2 separate regions of the Homo sapiens genome follow, and region 2 is linked to region 1. Evidence: chromatin loops called from intact Hi-C (ENCODE). Cell type or tissue: heart left ventricle. All regions are shown on one strand. Each heading gives the region's core, and the rest is flanking DNA. Links, peaks and the distances in the headings are about the cores only.

Evidence for each region. Hi-C counts contacts between places; a loop is a spot of excess contacts. Peaks named below come from ENCODE experiments on the same cell type or tissue, not always from the same donor. Only the 100,000 strongest peaks of a DNase experiment are listed, where the experiment ranks them.
Region 2: it touches region 1 in a loop (2.0-fold over the local background); 2 of 110 quality-filtered maps call a loop at or near these places.

The regions. Positions count from the first base shown.
Region 1 is chr3:119,520,564-119,528,876 of GRCh38, forward strand. TIMMDC1 (translocase of inner mitochondrial membrane domain containing 1) reads left to right here. Exons shown (of 7, transcript NM_016589.4): 7 at 3,043-4,527. The coding sequence ends at 3,193. CD80 (CD80 molecule) reads right to left here. Exons shown (of 7, transcript NM_005191.4): 6 at 7,170-7,278; 7 at 3,730-5,186. The coding sequence ends at 7,208. Among named protein-coding and RNA genes, the nearest start is that of TIMMDC1, 26 kb to the left of the region's middle. In heart left ventricle, for the core only: a CTCF peak has its summit at 4,582; no DNase peak of the experiment used is centred there; H3K27ac peaks cover 432 bases.
Region 2 is chr3:119,631,974-119,640,314 of GRCh38, forward strand. It overlaps the pseudogene RPL10P7. Among named protein-coding and RNA genes, the nearest start is that of POPDC2, 24 kb to the right of the region's middle. RefSeq lists an enhancer at 6,827-7,336. In heart left ventricle, for the core only: a CTCF peak has its summit at 4,025; DNase peaks (open chromatin) are centred at 6,596 and 6,938; H3K4me3 peaks cover 470 bases; H3K27ac peaks cover 4,558 bases.

The DNA of each region.
Region 1 (8,313 bases), core at 314-8,313:
TAACAAGTAACAAGATTGAACTGGTAATAAAAAGTCTCCCAACAAAGAAATGTCCAGGACCACATGGCTTCATTGCTAAATTCTGCCAAACAGTTAAAGAAGAATTAAGACCAATTCTCAAACTGTTCCGAAATATTGAAGATGAGAGAGTTCTTCCAAACTCATTCTACAAGGCTAGCATTACCCTTATACAACAACAAACAGACAAAGGCTCATTAAACAACAACAACAACAAAACCTACAGGCCAATGTATTCTACAAAACAATCCTTAACAAAATACCAGCAAACCAAATCCAAGAGTACATCAAAAAGATTATACATCATGAACAAGTGGGATTTATCCTAGGGATGCAAGGATGGTGCAGCATACACAAATCAATAAATGTGTTACATCATATAAACAGAAGGAAGGAAAAAAACCATATGATCATCTCAGTAAATGAGAAAAAGCATTTGGTAAAATTGAACACCCCTTCATGGTAACACCTCCCAAAAAGTTAGGGGTAGAAGGACTATTTCTCAGTACAGTAAAGGCCATATATGTCAAACTCACAGCTAATATCATACTGAACAGGGAAAAGTGAAAAGCTTTTCCCTCAAAGAACTGGAATGAAATAGGAATGCCCACTCTTACCAGTCTTGTTCAACATAGTATTAGAAATCCTAGCCAGAGCAGTTAGGCAAGAAAAAGAAATAAAGGGCATTGGAGGCCAGGCACGGTGGCTCACACTTGTAATTCCAGGACTTTGGGAGGCCGAGGCAGGCGGATCACTTGAGGTCAGGAGTTCGAGACCAGCCTGACCGACATGGTGAAACCCCATTTCTACTAAAAATACAAAAATTGTCATGGTGCACACCTGTAATCCCAACTGCGTGGGAGGCTGAGGCAGGAGGATTGTTTGAGCCTGGGAGGTGGAGGTTGCAATGAACCAAGATGGTGCCACTGCACTCCAGCCTGAGTGACAGCATGAGACAAAAGAAAATTAGGCACAGTAGTGCATGCCTATAGCCCCAGTTACTTGGGAGACTGAGGCTGAAGGATCCCTTGAGCCCAGTAATTCAAGGCAGCAGTGAGCCATGATTGTGCTACTGCACTCCAGCCTGGGCAACAAAGTGAGTCCCTGTCTCTTTAAAAAAAAAAAAGTGGGCGGGGGAGCTTGGGGGGAAACTTGTATTTCTCAAAAAATACCTACAAGTGCTAACAAGTATATGAAAAAGTATTCAACATAACTAATCAGGGAAATGCAAATCAAAACCACAATGAAATGTGGTTTGGGGACAGTTTGGGAAATTGGAGTGATATTTATCCCAATTAGAATGTCTATTATCAGAAAGACAAAAAATAAATTTTGGCAAGGATGTAGAAAGAAAAGGGAACTCATATACTTTTGGTAGGAATGCAAATTATTACAGCCTTTATAGAAACAGTATGGAAGTTCCTCAGAAAACTAAAAATAGAACTACTGTAAGATCCAGCAATCTTCCCTACTAGGTATTTATCCAAAGGAAAAGAAACCAGCATATCAAAGAGTTATCTGCGCCCCCATGCTTATTGTAGCACTATTAATAGCCAAGGTATGGAATCAACGTCAGTGTCCATCAACAGATGGATGGATAAAGAAAATGTGGTATATATCCACCATAGAATACTATTCAGCCATAATAAAGAATGTAATCCTGTCATTTGTGGGAACATGGATGAGCCTGGAGGACATTGTTATGTAAAATAAGTCATACACAGAAAGATAAATACTGCATGTTCTGTTGCTCATGTGGGAGCTAAAAAATGGGCTCATAGAAGTAAAGAGTAGAATTATGGTTACTGGAGGCTGAGGAGGGGACAGGGAAAGGCATAAGAAGAGGAGATTTAAGGGATTGATTAATGAATACAAAATTATAACTAGATCGGAGGCATAAATTCTAGTGTTCTGTGGCACTGTAGGATGACTATAGTTAATAATTTATTGTATATTTTCAAGTAGCTGGAAGAGAGGATATTTGAATGGTCCCAGCAGTATGAAATGATAAATGTTTGAGGTGATGCATATGCTAATTACCCTGATTTGATCATTACACATTGTATATGTACAAAAATATCACTTTGTACTTCATAAATATGTACAATTATTAGTATCAATTTTAAGACAGATGGATAAAAACAACTTGAATCATAGTAATGAAAGAATACTTTGGCAGAATGAAAGTGTCAAAATTGTATAGCATATACACGTATGGGTGTTTGTGTGTGTGTGTGTGTGTGTGTGTGTGTGTGAGATATTTCTAAGGAGAGTTAATAAACGTTTAAGTGTCTTGTATGTGCCTACTTCTTCGCTTGAAAATAATACAGGAAAATCAAACAAATTGAGAGTCAAAAAAATTGCCTCAATGAGCAGAAAATGTAGAAAACTGACTATAGAGATATAGAAGAACAAATGACCAAATCTGTGAAGAGTTGAGAAGAAACTTTAATCCCGATAATCACTTAAGGAAGACACTAATACTTGATTTAGAAACAGAACTGATCTATTATTTGGAAATTAGTTTTTAACTCTTCATAAATATAAATCTATAGTTTTGTTCTATCTGACTTTTCTCTACCTTGGATTACCATTGTTATAGCCTTTGACCAGTTCCTAAAAGGTCTGGTCACAGAGTTTAAGAGTGGCAGGGTACTTACATTCCCCCAGCCCTGGGAGCAAGAGGACAGCGAGACTTCAAGCCTTCACACCTTAGCACAAAGTGTGTCAGTTCCCACACATCACTCCTGTGAGAACTCTAGGACCCAGCATACTAGGAATATCTTATGGATCAGAGCTGTCACCACAACGGTATCCATTATGGTAATGTGGAAATCATAATTGGCTTGTGAGGTTAGGAGAGAGAAGAAAGTTACTGTATTTGAAGTTCAGGGAGCAGTATTTGCTTCTAAATTGCTATACCAAAGCAGGGAGGAAAAGACAAATGCTATCCTTTTTGTTTTAAATCTGTAAGAACTAAAGAAATGGAGCAGTATTTGATTTATCCTTTTTATCTGATTACAGGAAAGGCAGACTACAAGTTACTGAGCACCTCCCTGAGAAAATTGAAAGTAGTTTACAGGAAGATGAACCTGAGAATGATGCTAAGAAAATTGAAGCACTGCTAAACCTTCCTAGAAACCCTTCAGTAATAGATAAACAAGACAAGGACTGAAAGTGCTCTGAACTTGAAACTCACTGGAGAGCTGAAGGGAGCTGCCATGTCCGATGAATGCCAACAGACAGGCCACTCTTTGGTCAGCCTGCTGACAAATTTAAGTGCTGGTACCTGTGGTGGCAGTGGCTTGCTCTTGTCTTTTTCTTTTCTTTTTAACTAAGAATGGGGCTGTTGTACTCTCACTTTACTTATCCTTAAATTTAAATACATACTTATGTTTGTATTAATCTATCAATATATGCATACATGAATATATCCACCCACCTAGATTTTAAGCAGTAAATAAAACATTTCGCAAAAGATTAAAGTTGAATTTTACAGTTCGTATATTCATGTGGTCCTTTGAAAGGGTATTCTAGAAATCACTGGAAAGAGGAGAGGAAAGAACCAGGTAGGCAAATGGTCTGTGAAACCCTTGGGTCCTGGAAGCAGTGTGAGTGTAAATGTGTAGTGTTTGGTTTCATCTAAATAAACAAAGATGATTTCTTTGACACTTGAAATAAAATACAAATTCAACAAAAAGTAGATCAGCATTATTAAAGAAACGGTTCAACTTTGTTTCTTCCCTTAGTATTGCTGACAAAGTATCTGCTGTAGAATACAGGAATTACTTAGAATAGAAACATAGTCATCACAACTGTTACTAAATGGAAAAGAAAAGAATTATTGAGTTAAGTATTCCTGTCAATACGGGAAACACTGCTAGTACCTTATGTTGGTGTTAGACCTCTCTGCCCTACACTGAGAATATAGTTTTACACAGGAGCAAGGTTTGTGAAGCAGCATAGTGAGGTAGCTAAAGCCATGGGCTGGCTCTAAAGGCTTTAAATCCCAGCCATGTGGCTTAGCTGCCATGAGATGTGCATTTGAGAAATGTTGTCTTCTTTTGCTGTTCAACTCCAGATTTTCAGATGATAATGTGATTATCCCAGCTTAAGTTGCGTCCACTTCTGGTCTAGTGAATTGTGGAAGGCAGTTTTAGAGAAAGGAGTCATGAGTAACATGAACAGCAGTTGGCTATGTCTTTCCAGTTCTCTGCTGATGTCAGAAAGACCCAGAAATACCAAGGAGAAAAAGCCATCTTAGGGATCTAAGGAGGCCCTATGGAAAGTTACTACCTTAGACATTTGAAGATAGCTTACTGCTTAGTACATACACTGTAAACAACGATCTCATTTTAAATGAGAACTTTCTCATAAATATTTTACAAATGAGGTCAAACTAGCATAAAGCCATTTAAAGAGATTATCAGTCCAATATGAACCAGTTAAGTCTTTGGACTATCCCTTTCCTCCTTGACTACTGCTTTGACGTACCTAAATCATTCGTCTTACATGTCAGAGGAAATTAGTTTTGGATAGTTCTCCTTTCTGCTGTACCTCATGGGGGAGTGAGAGAGCAGCAATAGAGAACACAATGAAAAAAATGGAATACTGGGTAAACACCAATAATATTTCCATTAGTCTCCTAAAGATGTTCATGCCATACTTCCTATGCATTACATTGGGCTTTTGTAAACAGCAGCATAAAATCTTCTACTCTGACATTAGGAAATCAGATAGTCTCTGAAGTTGACCTGTTATTGGACAAATTCTACTTCCAGCAGCACTTTGCCTGACATATATATGTATATACCAGTTAACAGGCCACAGTCAAACTGATAAAGGGAAAGAGCACCAGAGTTAGGAAATCTGGGTTCTGGCGCTGGCCTTTATAATTCGGGTCACCTCCCTGGGCCTCAGTGCCTTTGTCATTAATAACACTGGTATTCTCTAAAGTCCCTTCCAGAACTCAAGAATTCTGCATTTCAAAACACCTTGATCAAGGTCACCAGAGCTACTTCTGTGCCCACCATATTCCTCTAGACACTTCCTGCAAAGCAACTGAAGTGAAGAAGCACCTAAGAGCAGATACGTAAAGGGCAAGGTGGGGTAATCTTGTCCATCTGAGGAAGTTCCCAGAAGAGGTCAATTGCAAATGGAGGTGGGACCTGAGAAAACAAAGAAATGATTACATCAAACCCTATATTGGCAAAGGAGGAAAACATCTTAAATTTATTTATATATTAAATTATACATATATAATTTTTAAATTATATATGTATATATGTATATATAATTTAATTATATATGTATATATATATATTTTAAATATAAGATCTTAATTTTAATCTCTTAATTTACATTTTAATCTCAAGATCAAGGGTATTCCCAGCTTGTACACAGTAACCTTGATAGCTGAAGAATATGAAGGGAAAGCTGAATTATGAGAGAACTTAAAACTACTCTGGCAATTTTTGTCACATGAAATATCGATCAGGCAAATGTTTAGTTATTACCAGCTATTACCAAACGACCAAATGCTTGATCAAGCCACTCTTCTATGTGTGGGGCTCTCAGGCATGGTTGCTTTTCTCAATAAACCTACATACAGTCCAGTAAAGGATAGAAGGAAGATGTGGTACATGAAAATCAACCTATGCTGGTGGTATGAGATGTGCTATAGAGGTGGAACTGCTTGAGCTAGACAAGATGACCACAGAAGGCCTTGTGTAGAAGATTGGGTACACGGCTTCATTTTGAAGTATCAGCAGACTGAGCAGAAGACTTTTTAGATAGAAAGTCAAGAAAATTGTAGATAATGACAGAACTGAGCCAGAGCAACATCCTGGAAAAGACATTCTGAGGAGTGAGCAAGCATTCAGTGGAAATGAAAAAACAGGATAGGAAGTTGAGACACTGCCTTGGGGGAAAATATGTGTAGGCTGCCAGGTTGTAGGGAAAGGAGCCTGAACTTGATGTCCAGTTTGAATCTTGGTTTTATTCTTCATCTGTATGACCGTACCTCAAGCAAATCTCTTAACCTCTGGGAGCCTCTGGTTTCTCTCCCATAACATGGAAATAGATCTTGCTCATAGAGATTTTTATAAGACTAAGATGAAATAGTGTTTTTGCAAAACAACCTGTTGTATAAGCGTCAGGTATTATTTTTCATTTTTCTTTATATTTCCCCCTCCTGCCCAGGACAATTCTTGCTTTCCTTTATTTTTAAAGATAATTTTGTAGACTAATTCCTATACTGGTGTTACTCTAACCTTCACAAGTCAAAGCTGAACTGTTTAGGGAGGCTTATAACTACCTGGGACCTGATATCAGTCTCTTGGATTCTAATGTCCCATGTAAGTTTCTCTTGCATGAAAATACCTGGGGATTTGTGACTCACTAAAGCTAGTGCTGTGTTAGGCTCTCTTAACAGGATGGACATTCCAGACCCCAGATAATAATTATCTCATTGTATGTAGAGTCATTAAGACCAAATCTAAAGTCTTGGGTTCCGTTTACCCCATTCATGTGAGGCACTGGAAACCATGCCATGTGAGGAACAATTGACAGAACTCAAGGGTATTTAGACTGAAGAGATCAGCTGGAATGTGGAAAGTTAAAAAGCTTTGAAGCTTTTTCTGTAGGCAGTGGGGTCTCTTCTGAGTTTTTGAGTGGGAAAATGACATGACAGAGTAATTCTTTGTGAAATTTGGCTCCATGATTCGTCAGTAGGATGAGTCTGTTAGTAAGAGGCAGAGAAACCAATGAAAATGTTACCGTGTTAATACAAAGTGACCCCAACCCATGTCCATCAATACTGAGAGATAGAGGGAAAAATGAATGATCAGAATAAGAAGTTACCACAGGAATATTCAAGATGAACTCAAATTAGTGTTTAATAGATAATGAATTGGCTGACAAGACAATTCAAGATGGCAGAATGGAAACATGGCAAAAGAAGAGGTTACATTAAGCAAATTGCATATGGGGAGAAAGGAGAGGGATGCCAGCCATCTTGTAACTGTTCAGCTTAATCTGAAAGAGGTTTTTAAGAAGGTGAGGTAGTGGGTAAAACAGCTTAAATTTGTTAAGGGAAGAATGCCTCATGATCCCCACGATCCATGTATCCCAGAAGAGATGACGGAGGCTACCTTCAGATCTTTTCAGCCCCTTGCTTCTGCGGACACTGTTATACAGGGCGTACACTTTCCCTTCTCAATCTCTCATTCCTCCTTCTCTCTCTGCATCTTGGGGCAAAGCCTTGGAGACAAGAACAAACAATAAAAATGATAAGTAAGTTTCCCTTGAATTGTGCCCATATGTTAATATTTACTTTAGCAAGGCTTCAGACTGGCTTAGAACTGGAGCAGTTGTTCTTATACCAGGGGTGATTTACAATGCTCCCTCTTTACCTCTTTGCCAAGGGGACATTTGGCAATGCTTGGGGATATTTTTGATTGTCGCAACGGGCAAGGGGTGCTACTGGCATGTAGTGAGTAGAGGCTAAGGAAGCTGCTAAACATCCTACAGTGCACAGAACAGCACTCCAAAACAAAGAATTATCTTGCCCAAAATGCCAATAATGTTGAGGATGAGAGCCCCTGAATTAAAGGGGTAACACTGGATAGTTGGTATTAGAAACATCCTTGAGCCCACCAGACCTCTTTATCCTACCCTTGGGATAAGTTGTTAACAGCACATACTCTCTAAAGAATTCACTGAGCTTTGGGTTTTTTTGGTGCTAAAGCCTGGGAAAATCAGCAGATGTTGATCTTCCGATTTTATTTGATCAGTGTACATGATTTCTACTCAAAGAAGGGTTGGTACCCCTTCATAGTGATTATGGCCTTATTTCGGACCATAGAACTAGCAGTTCCTCTTCATTTAATCATAGAGATTGAGGGCAGCATATGTCTAACACCCAAAGTGTAAATTCATAGGGTAAAATATCTTAGAAATCTCTTCTTTCATCAGCCACTCCTGATCTTTCATCCAAAAATGTATTCTAAAGAACTGAGAAAATGGACATTTTCCAGACACCTATGTGTGTGGCACTCTACTAGGCACTGGAATTCCAAAGACAAGAAGTCCCAGCACTTTGGGAAGCCAAGGCAGGCGGATCACGAGGTCAGGAGATCAAGACCATCCTGGCCAACATGGTGAAACCCCGTCTCTACTAAAAATACAAAAAAAAATTAGTCAGGCGTGGCAGCACGCACCTGTAGTCCCAGCTACTCAGGAGGCTGAGGCCGGATAATTGCTTGAACCTGGGAGGCGGAGGTGCAGTGAGCTGAG
Region 2 (8,341 bases), core at 116-8,115, 110 kb after region 1:
AAAATACAAAACATTAGCCGAGCGTGGTGGCAGGCGCCTGTAATCCCAGCTACTCGGGAGGTTGAGGCAGGAGAATCGCTTGAACCCGGAGGGGTGGAGGTTGCAGTGAGCCGAGATCGAGCCACTGCACTCCAGCCTGGGAAACAAGAGCAAAACTCTGTCTCAAAAAAAAAAAATTATTAACACTGAATGGAAACATTTTTCTATATGTAATCACTGGATGGAAAGGATATAAAAAAATGCATAACTGTCTATGAGATGGAATGTTGTTTAATGCTGGGTCTATGTGGTACCTAAAATCATCCTGTCCAGGGGCACGTGGCCCACACTTTGGGAAACATGGCTTTAAGTAGATGGGATGTCTGTGGGGTCAGGGAAAGGGAGAGCTAACACGGAACTCTGCTCCATGGCAGAACAAAAGCAGAACTTGGGTCTCCCTTCCACACCCACTTTGCTCACTCTGCTGCAGTCTTTTCATGAACAGAGACTATTACAGAACTAATTAAATTCAACAGGCAGATTCACCACCAAGTGCAAGATACACTGCCGTAAGATACAGAACAATGTGACCTTGGAATAGGCACGCAACAAAAACATCCAACATTGCACAGCTTTTTACTATGTTCCAGGCACCATTCTGAGTGTTTCATATGTATTAACATATTTTATCCTCTCAGCAAGCCTATGAGATACATGCTATTATTATCCCACTTTATAGATAAAGAAATCAAGAGGCTGAGGAACCTTCAAGATCACAGGTCTAGTAAGTAAAGGAGCCAGGATTCAAATGCCAGCTGTCCGCCCCAGAGCCAGGTGATTAATCACCACTCTAACCAGACTCAGAAACATGACACAGAAGTAGCCCCTAAAGGTCCACAATGCAACCCTGTGGGACTGGATACATAATTTACAGGGTTCAGTGCAAAATAAAAATGCAGGCTCCTTATTTAAAAAGTTGAGAATTTCAAGATGGTGACAGCAGAGCATGAAACCAAGTGTGGGGCCTGAGTGGAGCCCTGTGCCCAGGTGTACAGGTCGCATGCCCAGGAAACTGGCCTTGCAGCCAGGTGAGCCAGCTGTCAATTCCCAGAGCCGGGCATTCCAGCCGAGCTTGTGTAGTGCAGCTGACTGTGAACCCAGACAAACCTCAGTTGGCTAAGGAAGAAAGTTGTGAAGGATGAAAAAAAGGTCATAGGGCCTTTGAGAGGGATGCTAGTGTTTCTTACAGAAAATATTCAGACCCAGCCAGGTGCGGTGGCTCACGCCTGTAATCCCAGTACTTTGGGAGACTGAGGCGGGTGGATCACCTGAGGTCTGGAGTTTGAGACCAGCCTGGCCAACATGGTGAAACCTTGTCTACTAAAAATACAAAAATTAGCCAGGCATGGTGGCGGGCACCTGTAATCCTAGCTACTTGGGAGGCTGAGGCAGGAGAATTGCTTGAACCTGGGAGGTGGAGGTTGCAGTGAGACAAGACTGTGCCATTGCACTCCAGCCTGGGCAACAAGAGCAAAACTCCGTCTCGAAGGAAAAAAAAAAAAAGAAAAGAAAAGAAAAAAAAAAGAAATGAAAATATTCAGACCCCAGGGGACATGCCTGTATTAACCATCACTAGATTTTCAGATGAATGTTGTTGAAGGTTCCTCTACACTAGAGGCTATGGGAGCTTGGTTCCCACTGCACAGCTTGGTGACAGGTAGGAGAGAGCCCAACTCCAGCAGCATTTTGGAATGCTGTCCCCAACATCTGGAGCACAAGATGTCAGAGAGAGACTGGGATGGGTTGATAAGGGAGAAGATGACTTCCTAGCCTCTTTCGAGGTCTGATGATCCACACTTTGAGAATAGACGTAGGAAAGACCTTCTACTCCTGTGTCCTACAGGTGTGAGATTCTCTAGCAACTGCAGAGTGGTTAACAGCAAAGAGGACATGCGTACCCACTTCTGAATAGCAGGGCTGGCTGCTTCAATAGAGCGAGAAAAAGGTGGGAGTAGAAGGACAGGGGAGAGGAGAGGAGATGGAAGCATGGATGGAGGTGACTGCAGTCAGATAAACAGTTGTTTGGCACACAAACCCAGCGTTCCATAAAGTCCTATGTGGACTCTGTGAGTTCACAATAGTTTCCCTTGCCAGCAGCTCACAAAACTGTGCCTTGATTACAAATCTCATGACAAATCAAGCCCTTGACCAACAGGGACTTTGTCTTGTCTGCTGTTGTACTCCAAGTCCCTAGCACACAGTAGGTTCTCGAATATTTGTTAGAAAATGAATAAATAAATGGTCCCAGGAAGTATTTTCACTTCTAAGGCTTAATTATTGGCAGAATTAACCACTGAAGCCATCTCAGTGTTGGCTTTTCTTTGCGAGTAGTTTTTCACTAATTTAATCTCTTCACTTGTTATAGATATATTCAGATTTTCTTTTTCTCTTGAATCTATTTCAGTAATTTGTACCTTTCTAAGAGCTGTCCATTTTATTTATCTAATTTGTTGGTACACAATTGTTTGCAGTATTCTCTTATAATTCTTTTTATTTCTATAAGGTCAGTAATGATGCCTCCTCTCTTATTCCTGATTTTAGTAATTTAAGTCTTCTCTCTTTTTTTCTTGGTAAGTCTAGATAAAGATTTGGCAATTTCATTGATCTTTTTGAGGAACCAACTTTGGTTTTCCAGTCTCTAGTGTGATAATTGCTACTCTAATCTTTATTGTCTTTCTCGATCAGATATTATTCTACATCATTTTTAAAAACAGCTAAAGCCACAAATCTGCCTTGACCCTTTTGTTTTTGCTTCTGCTCTGTCGATCTTCCTTGAGGCAGCAGATCTTTCATGACCTATTGCCCAAAAAGGATAGAGTCACAGGGTCACAGACAATTCTTGGAAAAATTTACATTGGTGAATATATCAAAATGATATTCTGCTACATATGCATAACTTATCTTCACTCTTGGACCACAAAGATCTATTTCAGAGACAAATTTGGAGTGGAATTTTCCTTAACATTATCCTCAATAGAGCCTAAAGTATAGAATACACTCATTTTCTCACTCATATCCTGAGACCTCAGTGGTCGTTTACCAGACGTTGGAATTCCTAAATGAATACCATTGCCTTAAAAATCATATTCCTCAGGTCAGAAGGCTAGAGTGCTCTAGTACAGGAGTCCTCAACCCCTGGGTGAGTGAACATTAAACCTGAGCTCCATCTCCTGTCAGGTCAGCTGTGGCACTGGATTCCAGGAGTGTGAACCCTATTGTGAACCGTGCATGCAAGGGATCCAGACTGTGCTCTCCTTATGAGAACCTAACTAACGCCTGATGATGTGAGGTGGAACAGTTTCATCCTGAAAATCATCCCCCTCACCACTGTCCCAGCACTGTACTGGTCTGTGGAAAAATTGTCTTCCACAAAACCAGTCCCTGGTGCCAAAAATGTTGGGGACCACTGCTGTAGTAGATTCCTAGTCAGTTTGAGGTGTCTTTTTTTTTTTCAGGTGGACAGAAAGTAGGATTTATTGTTGGGCCTTAGGAGGGGCAGCACAGTGGAAGCCCTCATGAGTGCAGGGCCCACCACTTGTCCAGAGGGCCACGACTGGGGATGTACTTGACCCCGCAGTCATCTGGAATGAGCCGTTTCTCAGCCACCATGTCTTCACATTGAACTTGGTAATGCCCCACTTCTTTGAGATGTGGATCTTCTGGTGGCCAGGGAACTTGGCCTTGGCCCTGTGCAGGGCCTCAATCACATGCTCCTTGTTCTGCAGCTTGGTGCCGATGGACACGATGACGTGACCAATGTGAACCCTGGCCACAGTGCCCTGGGGCTTTTCAAAGGCACCTCATATACCTGTTTGGAGCCTGTCAGCCCAGCACAGGACGTCTTGTTGATGTGCATAACGTGGAAGGGGTGGAGCCGCACTTGGATATGAAAGCCATCCTCGCCGCAACTTTTCATCATGTACTTATTGGCACAAATTCAGGCAGCCTCCAGGGCTTCAGAGGAGAGCTGCTCATATTCATCTGACACCATGTGGCCACAGAGTGGAAACTCATCCACTTTTACCTTCTTCCACCCCAGGTCAAAGATGGGAATCTCGGCATCAGCAACACCTCGCCAGAAGAGAGGCTTTGTGTTGTTCTTACAATAATGGTAACACTGGGTGGGGCAGCGGCCCATGGTGACACCAGAATCTTCAGTGGCACACGAAAGGGAAAGAGCTTGAGATATCTTTTGAACTTAAGAGTCATCCCTTTCTCTAAGAACTGACCCCCATCTAGAAGATGGGCAGCCCCAATTGTACTGCATGACCCTGTCCTCAGACCCAGCTTAATGGACCAGAAGTAGACAGCTGACTGAATCTGGACAAGGTAGATTTCCTTCCTGAAAGTCTGAAATTATGACTAAGAGGCAGCCGTACTTGTCTTCTGGTTGTTGGAATTGTTCCATGTGAACTCAGGAGCTGAGGGCAAACATATTCCACCATGAGAACAGAGAAACAGGGAAGACTGCTCTGTTGGAAAACAGAAACATGTTGCAGTTCTCCTAAGAGAAACAGAAACAGAAGATGGTGACTGGGTCCCTGACAGCTTCCTGCTTTCCCTGATGGCTTTCTGATCTAGTCCCATATTAAAATCTAGTGGCATTTCTGACTTTGAATTCCATAAGACACCCCTGTGTCCTTATAAATTCTCCTTTGCTTTGTCATCATAATTATCAACATTGTCAACATTATCAACAAAAAAGATAAAACTTCCTGAACATTTACTATGTGCCAAGTAAAGTTCCAATTAGCTTACACAAATTATCTTATTTAATCCTCCCAGTGAATCCATGTATTACTTCATTTTACATATGAGGAAACAGGGACAAAGAAATTAAGTAACTTGTCCACTACAGTCAGCAATAGATAAAATCAGGATTCACACCAAGGCCATCTGACTTCAGAATCTGAGCTCTAACCACCATGTTATACAGTTTAGCCTGCTCACGTTGGTTCTTAGCACTTGCAACTAAGACGTATTAGCTAAATAGGGCTCCTCAGTCTGGCCCTACTCTGCCTAACAAAAATTATCTGCCATTTTCCCCAGTGTGCTGAAGCCAGCATTCCCCTAAAACATACTATGGTCAATGTCACCTCCATGCCTTTTTGCTCCTTCTCCTTCCCACCCACCCCCACTTTTATATTCTACCAATGATTCAGGGTCCACTTCCAGTTCTATCTTCCCCAGGGAAACTGGTCACCCGTATGTTCTATCAGTCAGTAACTATGCTGCCTTGCAATGGTGGTTAATAGCTTACTGCATGTATGTCAGGCCTCTATGATGAGATTGTAAGGTCTTTAAAAGCAGGGGCTATATTTTCTCTTTCGCTGTGTCCCCAAAACACTATAATTCATTGTAAGCATGCAATAAAAGCTCCTTGAATTGAACTAAAGGCAGTAATCTTAGTGGCATAGACAAAGGCAGGGAGAGAAGGTCAGGCACAGAGAGGCTTAACTTTAAAGGAGAGCTTAATGTCTTTTCATAAGTGTCAGGAATGGCCTTCACATACTCATCTTGTTTTAAAATTTTATGTGTCAATATTACATTTTAAAAGTTTTAAATCTCTATAGGAAAAAGGATATTATATTGAAACATAAATCTTCCATAATTGCTGAATTCTCACCCAGCCCTTGATCTCCTTGTTGAGTGGTCCCAAGTCTGACATTCTGAAAGTGACATACGCTGCTCCCCACAGCCTCAAACACATCTCTGATCTCACTCTTGGGCACACCCCAAGCCCTGGGATGACCATCACAACTCCCCTCTGCCCCACCATCTCAGAGGAGGTAGGTTTCTTCCCCTTAAGAAGAGTATGGGGGTGATGAGAGTATCCCAGTGCCTGAGTCTTCCTAGGCCCCAGGAAGGCCTTGGAATCCTCTCTGATCCTTAGCATTCACCCTCATCTATGAAAGCAACTGTTTGCATTATGTGTCCACTTAGTGTCCTGACAACAGTCTAAACTCAATCCATCCAAAAGCAAATCAACATCTTCCCCAAAGTTGTTCCTCCTCTTTTTACGGTAATAGCTGCCACCATGATCCAATCATCCAGGCTTGAAGCCTGAGTCATCTTTGACTCAGAACATCACAGTGCTAAAAAAAAAAAAAAAAGTATTTTAAGCCATTTGCCTCCTTCCCCCAGTATATGATTTATACTCAGACTCTGTCTCTCAATATCTTAAAATGCATCTGAGGTCTGTCCCTTCCTGTGTATTCCCCCGATAAGGCTCTGGATTTTGGCAACAACTCCTGAACTACTACTCTCTTTTCCTGCTGGTTTGAATAGGGAGAGAAGCAAAAGTAAACTGGAAAGTGGAACTAGAAGTCTCTAAAACCACAAGTGTTAACCTTACCCTTGCCAGAATGGGGCACATGAATTGTCCTACTAGCAGGTAACAGCTGAGTTTAACCAACATTTAAGAATTACCAACTACATCCTGGCTAACATGGTGAAATCCTGTCTCTACTAAAAATACAAAAAATTAGTCGGGCGTAGTGGCGGGCGCCTTGTAGTCCCAGCTACTCGAGACGCTGACGCGGGAGAATGGTGTGAACCCGGGAGGCAGAGTGAGCCAAGACCGTGCCACTGCACTCCAGCCTGGGCGACAGAGCGAGACTCCGTCTCAAAAAAAAAAAAAAAAAAAAAAGAATTACCAACTAAATGTCACACATGTGGCCTTGTGTGGGGTGCTGGGGCCACAGCAATAAGTAAGACTTCCCCAGCCCTCAAGTGCCTAGCGAGGGATGAGAGCTGAGGGGGGCGATCCCAGAGGGCTCTGCGAGTCCTGAAGGGGATTGTTCAATGCTGAGGGCGAGGTGAAGGCCAGGAGAGTGTGCGTAGGGAGAGGACATGTGTACTAGGTTTGAGGGCTGAATAGGATTTCAGGCCTGAGGGCTGAGGGGTGGAGGGCAATTCCAGGCTATTAAGCAAAGGCTTAGTTTACAGGCTGGACTAATCCGATTTGTGTGCTGTGTCCTGGGCTCCCCTGTGGCAGTGATGCAATCATGTGACAGTTGGTGGTCATGTGCTGGGTAAGGACACTTTCAGGAAGGATGATATCACAGAAGTGATATAATCACCAGATAACTTTCTGAGTAGGAGGCACATGTCAGGGCATGAATTCAATGGTGACAGACGTGAAACTGCTGACAGCATTGTTTTCACTTCTACCTCAAGATTTGTGTGGATGTCTACAGGAAACCAGGGGGTCAAAAATAGAAAGAGAAGAGGTGCTGAACATTGGAGATGGACTCAATTTCCCCCTCCAGGCAATTCTTCTCCCCAGGATCTCTCACGGGTTTTTGCTTTATACATATATGTAATGCTATTTTTCAAACATATAAAGAGACTGTTGTGGCTAATTTTTAAAACCTATAAATTTATCTAAAAATCCTATTGAAATCCAAATGTCTTTTGCCTTACATACACCATTAGATAATAAAAGCACAACTTCCACTACGTAAGGTCTGATTCTTTGGTGGGGAAAAGGGATTAAAAGAGGTCCTCATCTTGAGAAACCACTGCTATACACCACAGGTGTGTAATGACAGCCCTGCCTTGGTGATCCTCCAGGTTGGGGAGTGGCACCACATCCAGGTTATGTTGAATCTCAATTTACAATGTATAGTGTACTTTTTTTTTTTTTAAGATGGAGTCTTGCTCTGTTGCCCAGGCTGGAGTGCCCATTATGAGTCATGGAGACTCAGATTTTGAGTAAGAGAGAAATAAAACTTTGTGCTTTTAAGTAATAATAAGTCAATCCTGACTAATATCACATGGTAAGAAGTCTGGATTTTATTCTAAGTGGGATAGGAAGTCATTTCAAATTTTGAGCCAGAGAGTGATAAGATCTTGTATATGTTTAAATGACCTCTTTACTGTGTGTAGGTTATGAGGCAGAAGGACTGGTTGTAAGTCCATTGAAGTTAATTTAGAATGAAGTAGTGGTGGCTTGAAATTAGCGGTGGCAGTAGAGATTGTGAGTCGAATTCAGAATATACAGGCATGCACCATATAATGACATTTTGGTAAACAATGGACCACATATGGTGGTCCCATAAGATTATAATGGAGCTGAAGAAGAAAGTTTGAAGACTACCAGATATCAAAACTTACTGTAAAGCTACAATAATTACAACCAGATGGTACTGCCAAAGGGTAGAAAAATAGAACCATCAGACAACAGAAAATTCAGAAACAGACCTACATCTATAGGAAAATTTGATTTGTCACAAAGGATAAGCTGAACACTAGTAGGGATAGGATAATCATTTCAATAGGGAGTGCTCAGTCAATTGGA